Linked DNA regions of Homo sapiens: region 1 is linked to region 2. A link is a loop called in an ENCODE intact Hi-C map of the cell type or tissue named here. Cell type or tissue: Caco-2. All regions are shown on one strand. Links, peaks and the distances in the headings refer to the core of each region. The heading gives the core; the rest is flanking DNA.

Evidence for each region. Peaks named below come from ENCODE experiments on the same cell type or tissue, not always from the same donor. Only the 100,000 strongest peaks of a DNase experiment are listed, where the experiment ranks them.
Region 1: a loop joins it to region 2, with 13 times the contacts of the local background. A loop is called at or near these places in 6 of 110 quality-filtered maps.

What each region holds. Positions count from the first base shown.
Region 1 is chrX:49,875,373-49,883,705 of GRCh38, forward strand. It overlaps USP27X (ubiquitin specific peptidase 27 X-linked), which reads left to right and starts at 4,112. Exons shown (of 1, transcript NM_001145073.3): 1 at 4,112-7,186. The coding sequence starts at 4,936. The coding sequence ends at 6,252. USP27X-DT (USP27X divergent transcript) reads right to left here and starts at 3,984. Exons shown (of 2, transcript NR_026742.1): 1 at 3,719-3,984; 2 at 1,352-3,375. RefSeq lists silencers at 3,934-4,343, 4,384-4,463. In Caco-2, for the core only: CTCF peaks have their summits at 1,594 (motif pointing left) and 3,913 (motif pointing right); DNase peaks (open chromatin) are centred at 1,629, 2,119 and 4,079; H3K4me3 peaks cover 2,185 bases.
Region 2 is chrX:50,077,635-50,085,967 of GRCh38, forward strand. It overlaps CLCN5 (chloride voltage-gated channel 5), which reads left to right. Exons shown (of 15, transcript NM_001127898.4): 8 at 2,960-3,082; 9 at 4,007-4,213. Among named protein-coding and RNA genes, the nearest start is that of MIR502, 67 kb to the left of the region's middle. In Caco-2, for the core only: no CTCF peak of the experiment used is centred there; a DNase peak (open chromatin) is centred at 4,127.

The DNA of each region.
Region 1 (8,333 bases), core at 33-8,032, 200 kb before region 2:
AGGGGTCCTGGAACCAATCTCCCACGGATTACCAAGGGACAACTGCATGTATAAAACATGCTTGTATTTGCATAGACAATTTCTTAAAGGCTAAATGTGAAAGTGCTAACAAGTAGTTATCTCAGGGGAATAAAAATGGGTGTGATTGGCGGGGGAGGGAAGAGCTTTAACTTTTCATGTTATGCCTTGTATACCTTGTTATTAAAAAAACACGAATATTGTATATATTACTTTTATAATAATAAATATAAACTAGCAACTTTTAAAGTGGAATGTGCATCACCCTGGAGTACAGGAGTTTTAAGGGGATCAATTTCTATATCCTCAAATTTCCTGTGTAGTCTTTTAAAATTGACCTGCCAGAGAACATACTTGCAGTGTAGGAATCAAACTGGTTCTCTTTTTCTATCTCCCCTTTCACAATGGTCCTTTTTGCACTTTACAAAAGAAAAAGCATATCTTTTACCTATCCTGAATCTTAACCTGGGTGCGCTGCCCTGTGATGTAAAATCCTTGGGGCACAGGAGAGACAATTCCGAACAATGCTGACGATGGTAAACAAACAACTTGCTCTAACAAATGAATGGGGATAAAATCCTTTTGCAACTCAGATGGTTTCCAATTCTTTGCTTCCAGTAGAATTGAAGAAAAAACCTATGAAGTTATCAGCTGATAAATCATGAGAAATAATTTTGAGGATAAATCATTGTGTAATTTCCCCCCATATATCTCCAAAGGAATTCAAAGACTTGCGTGCATTGCTAAAACAAAATGTCCATTCCTATTCACTTATTCATATAAATGAGGTTTCTGTGTGCTAACATTTAACCAAACAAAAAATAGGAAGAGAATTGATGCTGAAGCCTATCTCATTCTAGCAAAAAGCAATGTTTATCCATGGATACACCCATTAATTTTTTTTAAAAAAGCCCTATCTACAATGAACTTTTGTTTTACGTTTAATAATTACCTATCAAAATTTGTAATATATTCACAATGTTTTGATCCATTTTATTCTAATACTAATTGTCATGATAATTCAAACAAGAGCAAATTTTTAAACAACACTTAGAGCCTTATAATCAGAGGAACATTTAAAGAGCATTTAAATTGAAAAATATATACACATTTTTGCTGCAGAGAAATACGATAGGATAATCAAAAACATTTCAAGTGAAAAAACAGACAATTATTGAGACAAAATTCTGTTGGAAAAACAGAATGGAATTAAGAGCTGAGAAAAGGGAAAATGTACAACTTCCAAGTATCAAAGAAGAGCTCAGTTATACATTTTTAAAACAGATGATGGTGGCTCTCAAGTCACTAAGGTATTTAGGTTTCACCGGATTCATGTGAAATAGTGACATAACAGTTTTATTTTTGAATATTAACATTTGTCACAAATTACATTATTTGTAGCCAATTGACATTTGTGATGCAAAATATCAGACATCAACCCAAAAATGTGTGAAGGAGCACACGTTTTTCTTAATATTTTTAGAGAGCATTTTATATAAACCAATAGTTTTATATAAACATACAAAACATATATGAGGAATTGTCATTTACTCTTTTGCCACCTTGTGGTCAGAGTTGGATTTATCACCCAGGTGCATCTACTGCGAAGGAGAGCTGTCTCTCCTAAGGATAGCCCCAACTGCCTGCATTCTGTCAGATCTTTGTGAGGCAGAGATGGTAACATTTGCTAGGATCTGGGTCCAGATCCACATAAGGACAAAGCATCTAAAGATTTTGGTGACACCCTCCACACGTGATTCAAAACAAAAGCATCATGTAATCAGGAAATGAATGTAAGGAAGTACAACAAAGTTCTGATTTTTCCCACGAGGACTACTTAAAAAAAATCAAATGTCAAACTGTTTCTGGTATTTTTTCTTTTTTGATTTTTTGTCTTTGGTGCCTCTTCTCTGCTAGTGACATAGACTTTCCTTAGTGTGCCTTTTGGGGAAGCCATCCCTGATTTCAGTAGCCCTGGAGTAAGTTGGAGTGCTGTGTCCACAGCTCTTGGTACATCTGGCCCTCGGTCAGTGCAGAATAAACATTTGTTGAGTGAATGGTGACAGAGCCCTCCATTTTCAGAACACGCTGGCCTGGGCAGAGTCCAGGTGGACCTATGGGCTTCTGCAGGAAGTTGATCACTAAGTCAACAAGTTACCATGGCTAATCTTCAATGGTAGACAGTCCCAGGTACACAGAGATCTTTAGGTCTTTTTGTTGTCAGTCTGGAGGTGGGATGAGAGTATCCTCCACCCCCTCATCCATGACCTCGGTTGTTTTTAGCAGCAGCAGCAGCAGCAGGATTCCTTCAGTGAGTGTGCTAGTTGCAGTTCCTCTGGTTGCAGGCCACAAAGGGCAGGCATTTATTGAAAGGATGCTGGGGTGCTTCAAGGAATTGAAGCAAGAGCTGACTCAGGAAGGGTAGGGCCCAGGGCAACCCTCAGTTTTATGGGAACCACGCATCCTCCTTTCAAGGGCTCCTGATTCCTGAGGCCCAACTCCTGCTGCTAACCCTAGGAGGCCTCCCCATCCCCTCCCTAGAGGAAGGGGCCAGGTGGAGAGCTGATGTCCAGTGCTGAGCAAGGAGAATGTTGCTAGGGTATGTATACTCAGGCAGCACAGCCACACAAGCCAGACAGCGTGCACTAGGCTACAGCCAGCCACCACCAGGATTAGGGGACTAGACTCTTCCTAGAACACTCTTTCTCCTCCTACTCCTGTCCTGATGCCTGCCCTGGGCTGCACTCTCTGGGACCAGCAGCTACAGCCCGACACCCTCGAGCCATGACCCAGGTCTGAGCCACTTGCTCTGGGCACACTCCTCGTGGGCTCTGGGGTGCTGCTGCCCAGTGCCAGCAGCCCCTTGGCACAGGGGTTCCCAGAGGCCTCTCAGCCTCATGTCCGACTCCCTCTCCCTGCTGGCAGCTCCACAGGCTTCTTTCCACTTCCACCTGCTGCCCCCCTCCCCCGGGATGCTGCCAGGGCTTAAGGGTCTTGGGAGTGTGTCCTGTAGTTTAGGCCCCCTCTCAGCTGTAGGGGAAGTGCCAGCTGTAGGGATGGCCTTGTCGTGCCTCGTCCCTCCAGCTGGCCTTGGAGAGAAGAGGTGGATTGTGCCATCGGGCTGCTCAGCGTCTGCTGGGCCAGGAGGCCGGCTGTCAAGCCATTAACCCACCCGTGGCCTTGGGAGCCCAGGAGGACGCGAGCAGCAGGCCCAGACCCTGCAGAGCGCTGATAAGATGGGCCAGGGACGCGCCTCTCCAGGCCCAGCGGCCTTGGTAGCCCGGCCCCCCCGGAGCTGGGGTCCAGGCCTCCCCAGAACTGCAGCTGGAGCTTCATCCTTTTCGGGAAGCGCAGGACCTGGCGTGGGAAGGGAGACAGGGACGAGGCTAGAGGCAGGCTCGGCCGCCGAAATGATGGCCTGTCACGGCTTCTGCCTGCGCTCCCTAGGACCCCCCTCAGAGGGGACATTTCACAGCCTCAGAAACATTTCTGGACTTGGCACCCGCTCGGCCCCCAGCCCCGCAGTGGCCGAGGGAAGCCTGCATAGACGAGGGGAAGGACGAGGAGAGGGGAGGAGACGATGAAGGGGGTCAGAGCAGCGATTGGAGCCGAGAGCTGGAAGCGCCTTAAAGAGACTGCGCGGTCCCCGCCCCCCTTCCCGCCAGCCTCAATGAATTAGAGCTGTGTTTCCCAAACTTGCCTGATCATAAGCAGCCTCTGGGGCCCTAGTTAGAGATACAGGTTCCGGAGTACCTCCCTTCGAGATTCTGATTCAGTAGGCCTGCGGGTGGAGCCAAGGAATCTGTAATTTTAACACGCTCCCCACGTGATTCTCGTGAACAAGCAAGTTTGGAAAATACTGAATTAAAGGAAACGGGGCCTGGCTGCAGAAGCAGCCTCCACTAGGGGGCTTCGGCGGGAGGATTCCCGGGGGCGTCGCCTGCTTCCGCCGCCGCCTCCTTCAGTGAAAGTCCCTTTTGGGTCCAGCTGCCACAGCCACCGCGCTCCCTCAGGCCGGGCGGGGGACACCCCAGGTCTGCGTGGCCCCCGCGCCGCCACGCCCAGTGGCCGCCCGAGCCCTGCGAGCAGGGGGAGGAGCCGCCGCCAGTGGAGGCGGAGGAGGTAGAGGAGGCGGAGACGGCGGAGAAGGCGGAGAGGAAGGTGGAGGCGGAGGCGAAGGTGGAGGGGAAGGCGGAGGCGGCGGGGAAGGCGGAGGCGGCGGGGAAGGTGGACGCCACCGAGAAGGTGGAGACGGCGGGGAAGGTGGACGCCGCTGGGAAGGTGGAGACGGCGGAGGGTCCGGGCCGCCGGGCTGAGCTCAAGCTGGAGCCCGAACCCGAGCCGGTCCGGGAGGCGGAGCAGGAGCCGAAGCAGGAGCTGGAGGATGAGAACCCAGCGCGGAGCGGCGGTGGCGGCAACAGCGACGAGGTTCCTCCCCCCACCCTTCCCTCCGATCCACCGCGGCCCCCCGATCCCTCTCCGCGTCGCAGTCGTGCGCCGCGCCGCCGACCCCGGCCCCGGCCCCAGACCCGGCTCCGTACCCCGCCGCAGCCTAGGCCCCGGCCCCCGCCCCGGCCCCGGCCCCGGCGCGGCCCTGGGGGCGGATGCCTGGATGTGGATTTTGCCGTGGGGCCACCAGGCTGTTCTCACGTGAACAGCTTTAAGGTGGGAGAGAACTGGAGGCAGGAACTGCGGGTTATCTACCAGTGCTTCGTGTGGTGTGGAACCCCAGAGACCAGGAAAAGCAAGGCAAAGTCCTGCATCTGCCATGTGTGTGGCACCCATCTGAACAGACTCCACTCTTGCCTTTCCTGTGTCTTCTTTGGCTGCTTCACGGAGAAACACATTCACGAGCACGCAGAGACGAAACAACACAACTTAGCAGTAGACCTGTATTACGGAGGTATATACTGCTTTATGTGTAAGGACTATGTATATGACAAAGACATTGAGCAAATTGCCAAAGAAGAGCAAGGAGAAGCTTTGAAATTACAAGCCTCCACCTCAACAGAGGTTTCTCACCAGCAGTGTTCAGTGCCAGGCCTTGGTGAGAAATTCCCAACCTGGGAAACAACCAAACCAGAATTAGAACTGCTGGGGCACAACCCGAGGAGAAGAAGAATCACCTCCAGCTTTACGATCGGTTTAAGAGGACTCATCAATCTTGGCAACACGTGCTTTATGAACTGCATTGTCCAGGCCCTCACCCACACGCCGATACTGAGAGATTTCTTTCTCTCTGACAGGCACCGATGTGAGATGCCGAGTCCCGAGTTGTGTCTGGTCTGTGAGATGTCGTCGCTGTTTCGGGAGTTGTATTCTGGAAACCCGTCTCCTCATGTGCCCTATAAGTTACTGCACCTGGTGTGGATACATGCCCGCCATTTAGCAGGGTACAGGCAACAGGATGCCCACGAGTTCCTCATTGCAGCGTTAGATGTCCTGCACAGGCACTGCAAAGGTGATGATGTCGGGAAGGCGGCCAACAATCCCAACCACTGTAACTGCATCATAGACCAAATCTTCACAGGTGGCCTGCAGTCTGATGTCACCTGTCAAGCCTGCCATGGCGTCTCCACCACGATAGACCCATGCTGGGACATTAGTTTGGACTTGCCTGGCTCTTGCACCTCCTTCTGGCCCATGAGCCCAGGGAGGGAGAGCAGTGTGAACGGGGAAAGCCACATACCAGGAATCACCACCCTCACGGACTGCTTGCGGAGGTTTACGAGGCCAGAGCACTTAGGAAGCAGTGCCAAAATCAAATGTGGTAGTTGCCAAAGCTACCAGGAATCTACCAAACAGCTCACAATGAATAAATTACCTGTCGTTGCCTGTTTTCATTTCAAACGGTTTGAACATTCAGCGAAACAGAGGCGCAAGATCACTACATACATTTCCTTTCCTCTGGAGCTGGATATGACGCCGTTTATGGCCTCAAGTAAAGAGAGCAGAATGAATGGACAATTGCAGCTGCCAACCAATAGTGGAAACAACGAAAATAAGTATTCCTTGTTTGCTGTGGTTAATCACCAAGGAACCTTGGAGAGTGGCCACTATACCAGCTTCATCCGGCACCACAAGGACCAGTGGTTCAAGTGTGATGATGCCGTCATCACTAAGGCCAGTATTAAGGACGTACTGGACAGTGAAGGGTATTTACTGTTCTATCACAAACAGGTGCTAGAACATGAGTCAGAAAAAGTGAAAGAAATGAACACACAAGCCTACTGAAGTGACACACAGACCTACCTGCAATGGAAGATGACGACACCAATACTACAACTGGCATCGAGATCTAAAGGACCTACTTGACCATGGCCCATGGGCCTGACAGAGTAAGAATTGAACAGTACCCAGTGTCCAAAAGGTCCTGATTGGAAGAGAAATAGAAGGGGAGGGAGAAGAGGCTCTAGTCTAAGCAGTTGATGAAAGGGAAATTAAATGGTAGAAACACTCTGGGTGAGGAAGGCAGGAGCAGGAAAATGCTGACACTGGTACATATCCTATATTCCTCCAAAAGATTGTGTGGGAAAGTGTGGGGGGGAGGGGGGTGGTGGGGGGGGAGTGTGCCCTTGTAACCGTAAAACATCTTTCTCCATGGGTGTTTCAGCTTCAATTGACCAATCACATAACAGTTATATGTTTGGGGGGAAAAAGAAAAGTTTCTAAAAAATGTAGCCCATTACATATATGGGTATGAAAGCAGAAAAGTGGAGGAGGCAGGGATATCATTGACAAACACCTTTGCCAGTTTCTTTGTATTCGTGATTTTTTGTGCTATTAAATGCAGTATTAAAACAAGAAAAGCCCACCTGGGCTAGTGAAAGGAGAGGAAATAAGGGGGCTTGTAAAAGGGGAGCCGTCGCTCCAAAAGTAGAGAAGACAAGAAATGCTGTAAGATAAGCAACCAACGCAGACAGGCCTCAGCTAAGAGTATAGTGTGTGTGTGTTAAAAAAAAAAAAAAAAAAAGAAAAAAAAAAGCTGTATGATATACTTGAGCAAATCAATGAACCTCTTTGCGATTGTTTTATCATCTGTAAAATGCAGATAATTCCTACCTTAAAGGGTTATTGTTAAAGATAAAATGATATAAAAATGTGTCAAAGTATAAAGTAAAAGGCTTGGAACTTTGTAGGGACTCAGTAAACGTTTGTTGGATCCAAACCTGAAACTTCTTTGGACCAGGCCCAGAATGCATCAGAGGTGGGGGTCAGTCCTGCCTGAGACCCCTGGACAGAAGGGACACACATCATGTCACATACAGTCACACACACATTCTCCACAACTCCCTCCCCAATGCTGTCTATTTAGAGTACCAAGGCAATGAACTCCACTTTTGTCCCTTGTGTGCAGGGCATCACAGTGGGTGCCACCTGGGATTGGGGGTGGAAAGGACCACAGCTGTCCCATAAGGTCATTATTCTGTCCTTTTGGAGGACAGTCATGTTGCTTTCATGATTCAGATCCCAGTGATGGGACTCTCATGGCCAGTAGGCTGCCAGGCTTGCACACGAGGGAATTTGGTGGTCTTCGTCTTCTAAAAACATTATGGGTTCGGTTGCTATGTTTACTCACAGGCACAGATCAGTAGAAAGACTGTTTTCCAAAGTTCACTGGCCCATCAGCCCAGGGATATTGATAGAGTGGCTTGTTGGCCCCTTCCCTGATACTGTCAGAGGGCAGAGCAGCCTGCAGAGAGCTAAGCCAAAACAGATGGGATGAACCCAGGATGGGGTAAGCACTATGAGTCCTTCTCTCATCAGCATCAGGTACAAAAGTAATTGTTACCTAGATAATCCTGGAGGGAAATTGAATGCGTATCACATCCATGGGGCTTGGATCCACTGGCTCTGGTAAAAGGCTGGGCTCCCCATTGCTTCCCAAGTCTACTTCATGGTCAACTCATTTGGAAATATATGTTTATTTACGTGGCTGTGGGTGCATCACAACTAGCTTATAGGCTTTTTTAGGACAGGAGTTGTGTCTCCTCTTGTACCTTGGGATGCATTCTCATTCCCTTAGCTCCTGTCACATGGTAAGTAGGTATTCAAAACATTTACTGAATGAATGAATGGATGGATGAGTTAATGAACCAATACACCTTCCTTTCATAACCGAGATTTCATTAACACCTAGGGCTCATAATTTTCAGGAGAAAATGTAAAAAGTTGTTATTTTTGGTGTCTTGTAGGATGGGGGAGCTCAAGAGATGGGTGACTTTGGATGGCACTTGGCAACTTCGTGCAGGGTGTCTGACTACCTTTTGGGATGGGTCTGGTATCCCTACCTGGAAGAACACAGCCATGTCCTC
Region 2 (8,333 bases), core at 324-8,323:
TGTGTGTGTGTGTGTGTGTGTATTTCCCTTGCTTTTGGGGGGATTCTTTTATTTTAAATGTAATTGGCCAGGCGCGGTGGCCTGTAATCCCAGCACTTTGGGAGGCCAAGGTGGGTGGATCACCTGAGGTCAAGAGTTTGAAAGCAGCCTGGCCAACATGGTGAAACCCTGTCTCTACAAAAAAAAAAAAAAAAAAAAAAAAAAAAAAAAAAAAACATGTATATACACACATATATATATAAAATTAGCCAGGCATGGTGGTGAGCACCTGTAATGCCAGCTACTCAGGAGGCTGAGGCAGGAGAATCACTTGTACCTGGGAGGCGGAGGTTGCAGTGAGCCGTGATCGCACCACTGCACTCCAGCCTGGGCGACAGAGCAAGACTCTATCTCAAAAAAAAAAAAAAATCCTCTCCTCCAAGGACTGAGTGAGGTGTGCCTCATGCCTGTAATCCCAGCACTTTGGGAGGCTGAGGAGGGAGGATCCCTCGGGGCCAGGAGTTTGAGGCCAGCCTGGGCAATATATCAAGACCCCTGTGTCTAAAAATAAAAAAACTGGGCGTGGTAGCAACCACCTATAGTCCCAGCTACTCAGAAGGTGAGGTGGGAGGATTCCCTGAACCCAGGAGATCCAGGCTGTAGTGAGCAATGATAGTGCCACTGCACTCCAACCTGGGCAATGGAGTGAGATCCTGTCACACACACACACACACAAAAGTAATTACAGATTCATAGGAAGTTGCAAAACAATGTACAAGGAGGTCCTCAGTACCCTTCCCCCAGCCTTCCCTCCCTCAATGGCAACAGCTTGCATAAATGTAGTACCATAGCAAAACCAGGAAATTGACATAGGTACAATCCACAGACTTTAGTTCACCATTTAGTTTACACACATTGATTTATGTATGTATTTGTGTGTGTGTATGTGCGCGCACGCATGTAGTTCATAGTTCATTGCCATTTTGTCCTATGTGGACATTTGTTTAACCACCACCACAGTCAAGATTTAGAACTGTTCTATCACTGCAGGGCTGCCTCATGCTGCCCCTTTATAGCTGTATGTGTGTAAGCATTCCAACAGTTACTTTCAAACTGGAGCTTGAGATTTGCTCTAGTGACAGATTTCTCTGGCTCTTCTTTTTATGAACGAAATCCTTCCCTGGGGAAAGAGTCCTCTAGGTTTTGGTTTTTGTTTGTTTGTTTTTTGAGACGGAGTCTCACTCTGTCACCCAGGCTGGAGTGCAGTGGTGCGATCTCGGCTCACTGCAAGCTCCGCCTCCCGGGTTCACGCCATTCTCCTGCCTCAGCCTCCCAAGTAGCTGGGACTACAGGCACCCGCTACCACGCCCGGCTAATTTTTTTGTATTTTTAGTAGAGACGGGGTTTCACCATGTTAGCCAGGATGGTCTTGATCTCCTGACCTCGTGATCCGCCCGCCTCGGCCTCCTCTAGGTTTTAAGAAGCCTTCTCCAAATGCCAGGAAATTGCCCTCCTGGTCTCTGCCTCTGGCCAGTTTGAGTTACTTTTCCTTTCACTCCCTTACCCTCTTCATTTCCTACCTCTGCAGTCTTCTTCCTCCTTAGCTACATTGGAAAGGCAAAGAAATAGCAATCATGTGTTCCTCTGAGGGCCTAAGATAATGGAAAACCTGTGTCAAATTTACAACTCAGAAAAAACCTGAGCATTCTGGTTCTCTTTGTCTAGGTCAGTGAGTTACTTTAATAGTGTTTTGTGTTATGAAGTCAAAAGTCCATTGGGTTTTGTATTTACTGAGTGAGTTGCAATTCCTAATATTTCTACCAGCAAGCATAACTTCCTAATCAAAATTGCTTTTTTTGTAAGACATGACTATTTGCAGGCCCTTTAATATGGATGAATCTTTCCTGCTGGTCAAAGCTAGATTTCTTTTGTGGCATGCTTCATTTATCACAGGGGAATAGTCTCAAAAAGTATATTCTTTCTATTTTAAAAAATAGTTGTTTCCATTTTATTTATTTATATCTGGTACCACCAGGGTCCAAAACTTTCTACTTATATGGTTGTTCCTGAGTCTGTGGTACCAAAATTTTCTTGAAGATGTAGTTATATGTGGACTCTAAAAAAGAAAGTTGAGTAAACAGAACCAGAGAGCAGAATGGTGGTTACCTGGGGCATGGAGGAGGAGGAAATGGGGAGAAGTGGACCAAAGGGTACAAATTTGCAGTGAGGTAGGGTGAATAAGTCTAGAGAGGTAATGTACAGTAGAGTTAATAATGCTGTATACTAAAAATTTGCTAAGAGTATATTTTAGATGCTCTTACCACACATACAAAGAAAGGTAACTATGGAAGGTGATATGCATGTAAGTTTATTTCAATGTAGTAACAATTTCGCTATATGTATATATATAAAACATCATGTTGTACACCTTAAATACATACAATAAAAAAATTTTAAAAAGCAAAGAAAAAAGCCAAACACCCAAAATTTTGTTACTATAAACTATGAGAATTTGACACCAAGGTAAGTAGCCAAAGGTGAATTTAGTGGAACTTTAGATCCGCTCTTCACTTCAGATGTGAAGCCAAGGTTCAGCCATTCCAAAAAAGCTGGGGGGGTGCTCTTAAGACTCTTGGTAAAATGACATGGAATCATATATATTTGACTACAAAACCCATCAAAGCACTCATATAGAAAGAGAATTTTGTTTCATGGTTTTCCGTTTGCTCTTTTCCTTGTTCATCCTTAGAATCCATGGTAAATTTCCTTTGGGTGTAGCAAAGCATCTCATTTTCAGTACTAAGTGGCCTGACAGTGTTTCAGTAGTTGACAATTCAGAAAGAAAAGTCTTGAACAATTTAATCTCGGTGGTTTTTTTTTTTTTTGGACTTTTTTTCCTGAAAAAACATTACTCAGAAGAGCTGCATGTCTCACTGAAGCTGTCTAGGCTAAAACAAGCTTCTTTTTCCCCCTGTTCCAGGGAGCCTTTGCCTACATAGTCAATTATTTCATGTACGTCCTCTGGGCTCTCCTATTTGCCTTCCTTGCCGTATCTCTTGTCAAGGTGTTTGCGCCTTATGCCTGTGGCTCTGGAATCCCTGAGGTGAGTCTCTTAAAATGGTTTATAAATGGTTACAATATGAATACTTTTTGGTTAAAATCTCTTAATATGTATTCCAGCACATACCACAATTTGATGAATGTTAAACAGGATCAGATCCTGAGGCCATCTAAGACCTAGGTCTTTCCACAAGTCCCTCTCAGCCTGGGCTACCAGGAAATTAAAGGGAGTTGATTCTTAGCCTCCTGAGGGTTCCTGTTGAGCCAGGCTCTGGAAAACTTCCCCTGTTCCCTATCCAAAAAGCTTCCAGAGTATATCCCAAGATTCTGACCTGAAAAAGCAGTGTTATTGTCAGCTTTTTCAGGGCAAAAGAAAGAAAATCATTTGGTACCTTTCCCACAATATGATTTAGGCTACATGGGATGGTTAAAACCCTGTTTCTAACTACTTTTGGCTTAGATTGCTTGACAGTGACTAAAGACACTGAGACTTAGGTTACCAGGATGACTTTGCCCTTCCCTGTTTCCTGACCAGGTAATAAGTCACAATTTTTTTTTTTTTTAAGCCAGGGAATCAAGACTATACCTAACCTTTAAGGTTGTTTCAGGGACATTAGCCTTGTCCTCTCAAAACATGCCTCTTGGGCTACCACGTTGTAACATGAGGAAAACACCTATCCCTCCCTCTCCAGCTCCTCCTTCATATATGCACACTCTCATACTTACAATACATCCTTGCCCAGCTATCACTCCCCTCCCCCTAAAAAGGGGGAACATGAAAGCTTAAAGAACAGTTCTTGCTTTCTTGGGCTCCTGGGCTCTCTTCCAAACAGGGATCACTGTAGGTCAAGCATTTATATGTCACTTATTCAAAAGGTGCAGTTTCTATAATGAGGTCCAGATTTTTGCTTCTTAGCCTTGTTGACTTCCTTAGTCTATATTCAATCTTTCTGTGTTTAACCTGCAGATAAAAACTATCTTGAGTGGTTTCATTATTAGGGGCTATTTGGGTAAGTGGACTCTGGTTATCAAAACCATCACCTTGGTGCTGGCAGTGTCATCTGGCTTGAGCCTGGGCAAAGAGGGCCCTCTAGTGCACGTGGCTTGCTGCTGTGGGAACATCCTGTGCCACTGCTTCAACAAATACAGGAAGAATGAAGCCAAGCGCAGAGAGGTAATAATGAATGGCCTTAATAGTCTCTTTTTGGTTGTGAGCATAAATGATACAATCTTAGGGGGTGAGAATTTGAGAGTTCTACCAATGTTAATGCAAACACCCTTTGACCCAGCAATTCCACTTGTAGGAATTTATCCTACAGATATCCTAGCATGTGTGTGCACAAAGGTGTATAAGGATAGTGCAGCGTCTGTCAACATAGTAAAAAACTGAAGCAACAAAAATGTCCATCAATAGGGAACTGATCTAATAAATACTATTCTGTTCATACTGTAGAATACTTTGCAACCATTAAATGAGATAACCTTTTATATATTGACTTGGAATTCTGGCTATGAAACACCATTTGATTTTAAAAGCCAGTTTCTGAGTAATGTATATAATATAATTCATATTTTTTAAAAGTGTACATGCACTTATTGATAGAAAATGTCTGGAAGGTGGTTTTACCCCAAACTGGTTTTACTTTTTTTTTTTTTTGAGACAGGGTCTCACTCTGTCACCTAGACTGCAGTGCAGTGGCATGATCACGGCTCACTGCAGCCTCGACCTCCCTGGCTCAGATGATCCTCCCACCTCAGCCTCCCAAGTAGCTGAAACTACAGGCACGCACCACCAAACCCAGCTAATTTTTGTATTTTTTGTAGAGACGGGGTTTCACTATGTTGCCCAGGCTAGTCTCGAACTCCTGCGCTCAAGCAATCCTCCTCCCTCAGTCTCCCAAAGTGCTGGGATTACAGGCATGAGACACGATGCCTGGCTCACGTCAAACTGTTAAAAATGTTTATCTATGGTGAGTGGGAGAGTGAGGGGTAGTGAAGGAGAAGTAAGGATTTTAACTTTTTATTGTATGTAATTCTATTCAAGTATATATTGCTTCTCTTACAAAATAAGTTACAGAAAGAATAGATTTTAAAAGAAGTTGTTTATTGCTATGGAATAGTACATATAAGTGCAGTGTATGTTTCAGATGTCGGTTTTTTCACTTTCTATTTCTATCTAACACTATACTTGAATTAGTTTCTCTCTGTATTGGACCTCTCTCTACCTTTTGTTTCAGCCCAGCTAAATTAGTCCCGCCATGGCACCTCTGTAGTGGCTGTCATGTTTATGCAGTTGTTAATGTATGCTGTTTTGAGGAGGAAGGACTTTTTTAAAAAAAAGTTCCAAGTCATTGGTTTACTTTTTTCTTGCTATAATTAAGGGCCTAAGAGAATAATGGCTCTTGCTTTATTTTCTTTGAATTACAAAGAAGTCACATATGGAATGGGTCAAGACTAAGGTCATTTCACTTAAAAGGATTTTTCACAAAACAGGAACCTAATGATTTCTTATGAAAACCAAAAAAAAAAAAAAAATTAACCACAAGACCCAGAAGGAAACTCAAAGATATTGAGATTTCAAATATAGAATAAATTTTGTTGGTTCAAGGGAGAAAGGTCCTGGCACTGTTAGAAAGGAGAGGAAAGCTAGCAGGAGAGAAGATGGGGAAATATGAGTAGATTGTTTAACTACCTGTCATGCAGTAGAGGGACTTAAAGGTAGTGTTAAGTTGGTGAGGTTGTTAAATGGGAATGACATTCAACAGAAGGGAAGAGTTGAGAAAACATTTTTTTTCTAGAAGGGCTTTATTAGAACAGTTATGAAATTTGAATGAGATTTATAGATCAAATAACAGTTATTAGTGTAAATTTCCTATTTTGATCATTGAACTGTGATTATGGAAGAGACTGTCTTTGCTTTTAGGACATAAAAGCATTTATATCCTACATGCACTGAAGCATTTCAGGGTACATGAGCCTTATATGTGCAACTGACTTTTCTGAGTGAAATTCCAATTCTTCAGAAAAAAATAGAATCATAAAACAAATGCAGTAATGGTAGCAATTACAGAAGCTACATGAAGATATGTAGGACTTCTTTGTGCTATTCTTTCACCTTTTCTGTGTTTGAAATTTTTTTAAAAAAATATTATAATGGTTAAGAGTGAAGTGGTGATTGTTGCTGGTTTTGCATGGATGAAGGTGAATTTGAAACTACAGATTGCTGGGGACTTTCATTCTAAAAATTGGCATTTTTGTTCAAATAGTTTCTAATAAAATAAGAGGGGAATTCGATTTGGCTGTTTCTCTCTACAGATGCCATATATTTCTCCAGTTAGACTCATATGAATACAGTCATGTCTCAATGACAGGGATATGTTATGAAAAATGCATTGTTAGGAGATTTCGTCACTGTGCAAGCATTATAGATTGAAGTTACACAAACTTAGATGGTCTAGCCTACTACACACCTAGGCTTTATGATATAGCCTATGGCTCCTAGGCTACAAACATGTACAGCATGCGACTATACTGAATACTGTGAGCAATTGTAACACAATGGTAAATATTTGTGCATCTAAACATAGAAAAAGCACAGTAAAAATATAATATAATTTTATGGGGCCACCATGTTGTATGTGGTCCATCATTGACTGAAACGTTGTTACGTGGTGCGTGACAGTATTTGAATTGGTTTTTTTTGTTTTTGTTTTTGTTTTTTTTTTGGAGACAGGGTCTCAGTCTTTTGGCCAGGCTAGAATGCAGTAGTGTGATCTCAGTTCACTGCAACCTCCATCACCTGGGCTTGAGCAATTCTCCCACCTCAGACTCCCCAGTAGCTAAGACTACAGGCACATGCCATTATACCCAGCTGATTTTGTGAATTTTTTTGTAGAGACTGGGTTTTGCCATGTTGCCCAGGCCAGTGTTGAATTCCTGGGCTCAAGTGATCCTCCTGCCTCAGCCTCCCAAAGTGCTGGGATTACAGGCATGAGCCACCACAACCGGCTAGTATTTGAATCTTAAATTTACTTTCTAGCACTTATTTAGACTTTCCAGTTATTTTTTCCTGTTGCTTTCATCATCAGCGGCAACCTTTTTTGTCTTATGGCCTTGTCAAAGTGGGCAGATGGTTGAGAGTAAAACAGACTTGAGAAAGAAGGGTGTAGACAGACTCCACTCTACAATATAAAATTAAAGCAAACTAGCTACCCCGATTCTTTCTGTCTCTTGATTCATCCTAAACATAGTCACTGAAATCCCCTTTCTCAAGTTGCATGTTGGCTGTCCTCATCTTTCTTAAATGAAAGCCATTGTAGCTAGGAATTTCAAAGCCCTTCCAGCTAGCACCAGAGATTCCATTCTTTCCTCCCCATCATTTTCCTGAGCCATCCTACTCTTCCAGATAATCCTATATGCTTATTTTGCCAAGGACCTTTTTATTCTTCAAAACTCGTAATTTTGTTCAACTTTCTCTAAAATATTTCTTTACTTCTTCAAATCATCTCTCTCCATAGCAACCAGAATCCAATGAAAGGACTTGGTCCATCTATTAATTTTGGTTTGTTTGCCATTATTAGTGTTTGTCATGTACATTTTACATGTACACACACACCTACACAGAGGTGGAGGTCTCTAAGTATCACTATTCTTTCTCTCTTTATCACTTTTTCCCTTTGGCTCCTTCTTCCTCTCCCACTCTCTCCTAGTCCCTTTCCTTGCCATATCTTAAGTCTTCCCTTAAAAATCTAGTCACCTCCCTATTTCTGTGTCCATAGGTTATTGGGCATGGAGTAGGACACAGGGTACGAGAGACTCTAAATACCTATTGCATGAATACTTGCAGCTGCTGAATAACTGTGAACCAATTGTGACTTCAGTTTTATGTCATTAGAGCCTTCTTGAACATCTCATTTAAAAAGCATTCCTTTGCAAAGTTCCATATAAATAAATACATCACTGTAAGTACATCATTTAGATGGTGAACAAATAGGCCTAGAAATTCAAATGCAGTTACTGAATTGGGAGTATGGGAGATAAGGGCGGGGGGGCGGTGCATAATTTAGAATAAAACACATGGCTAAATGAATTACAAAGGAAAGGTCCTCTTACCTGGTCAAGCATGTGAACTATGCATGTGTATTCAAAATTCAGCATACAGTGTTTGAATTTTGTTTTTGATGATATGGAACATCTAGAGGTATTTTTAAATGTTCAGTAACTACTAACATTTCTTCTAAAAATGTGATTGAGTGATTGAGGAAAGCAGCATTATTCTGTCACTAATTCTGAGT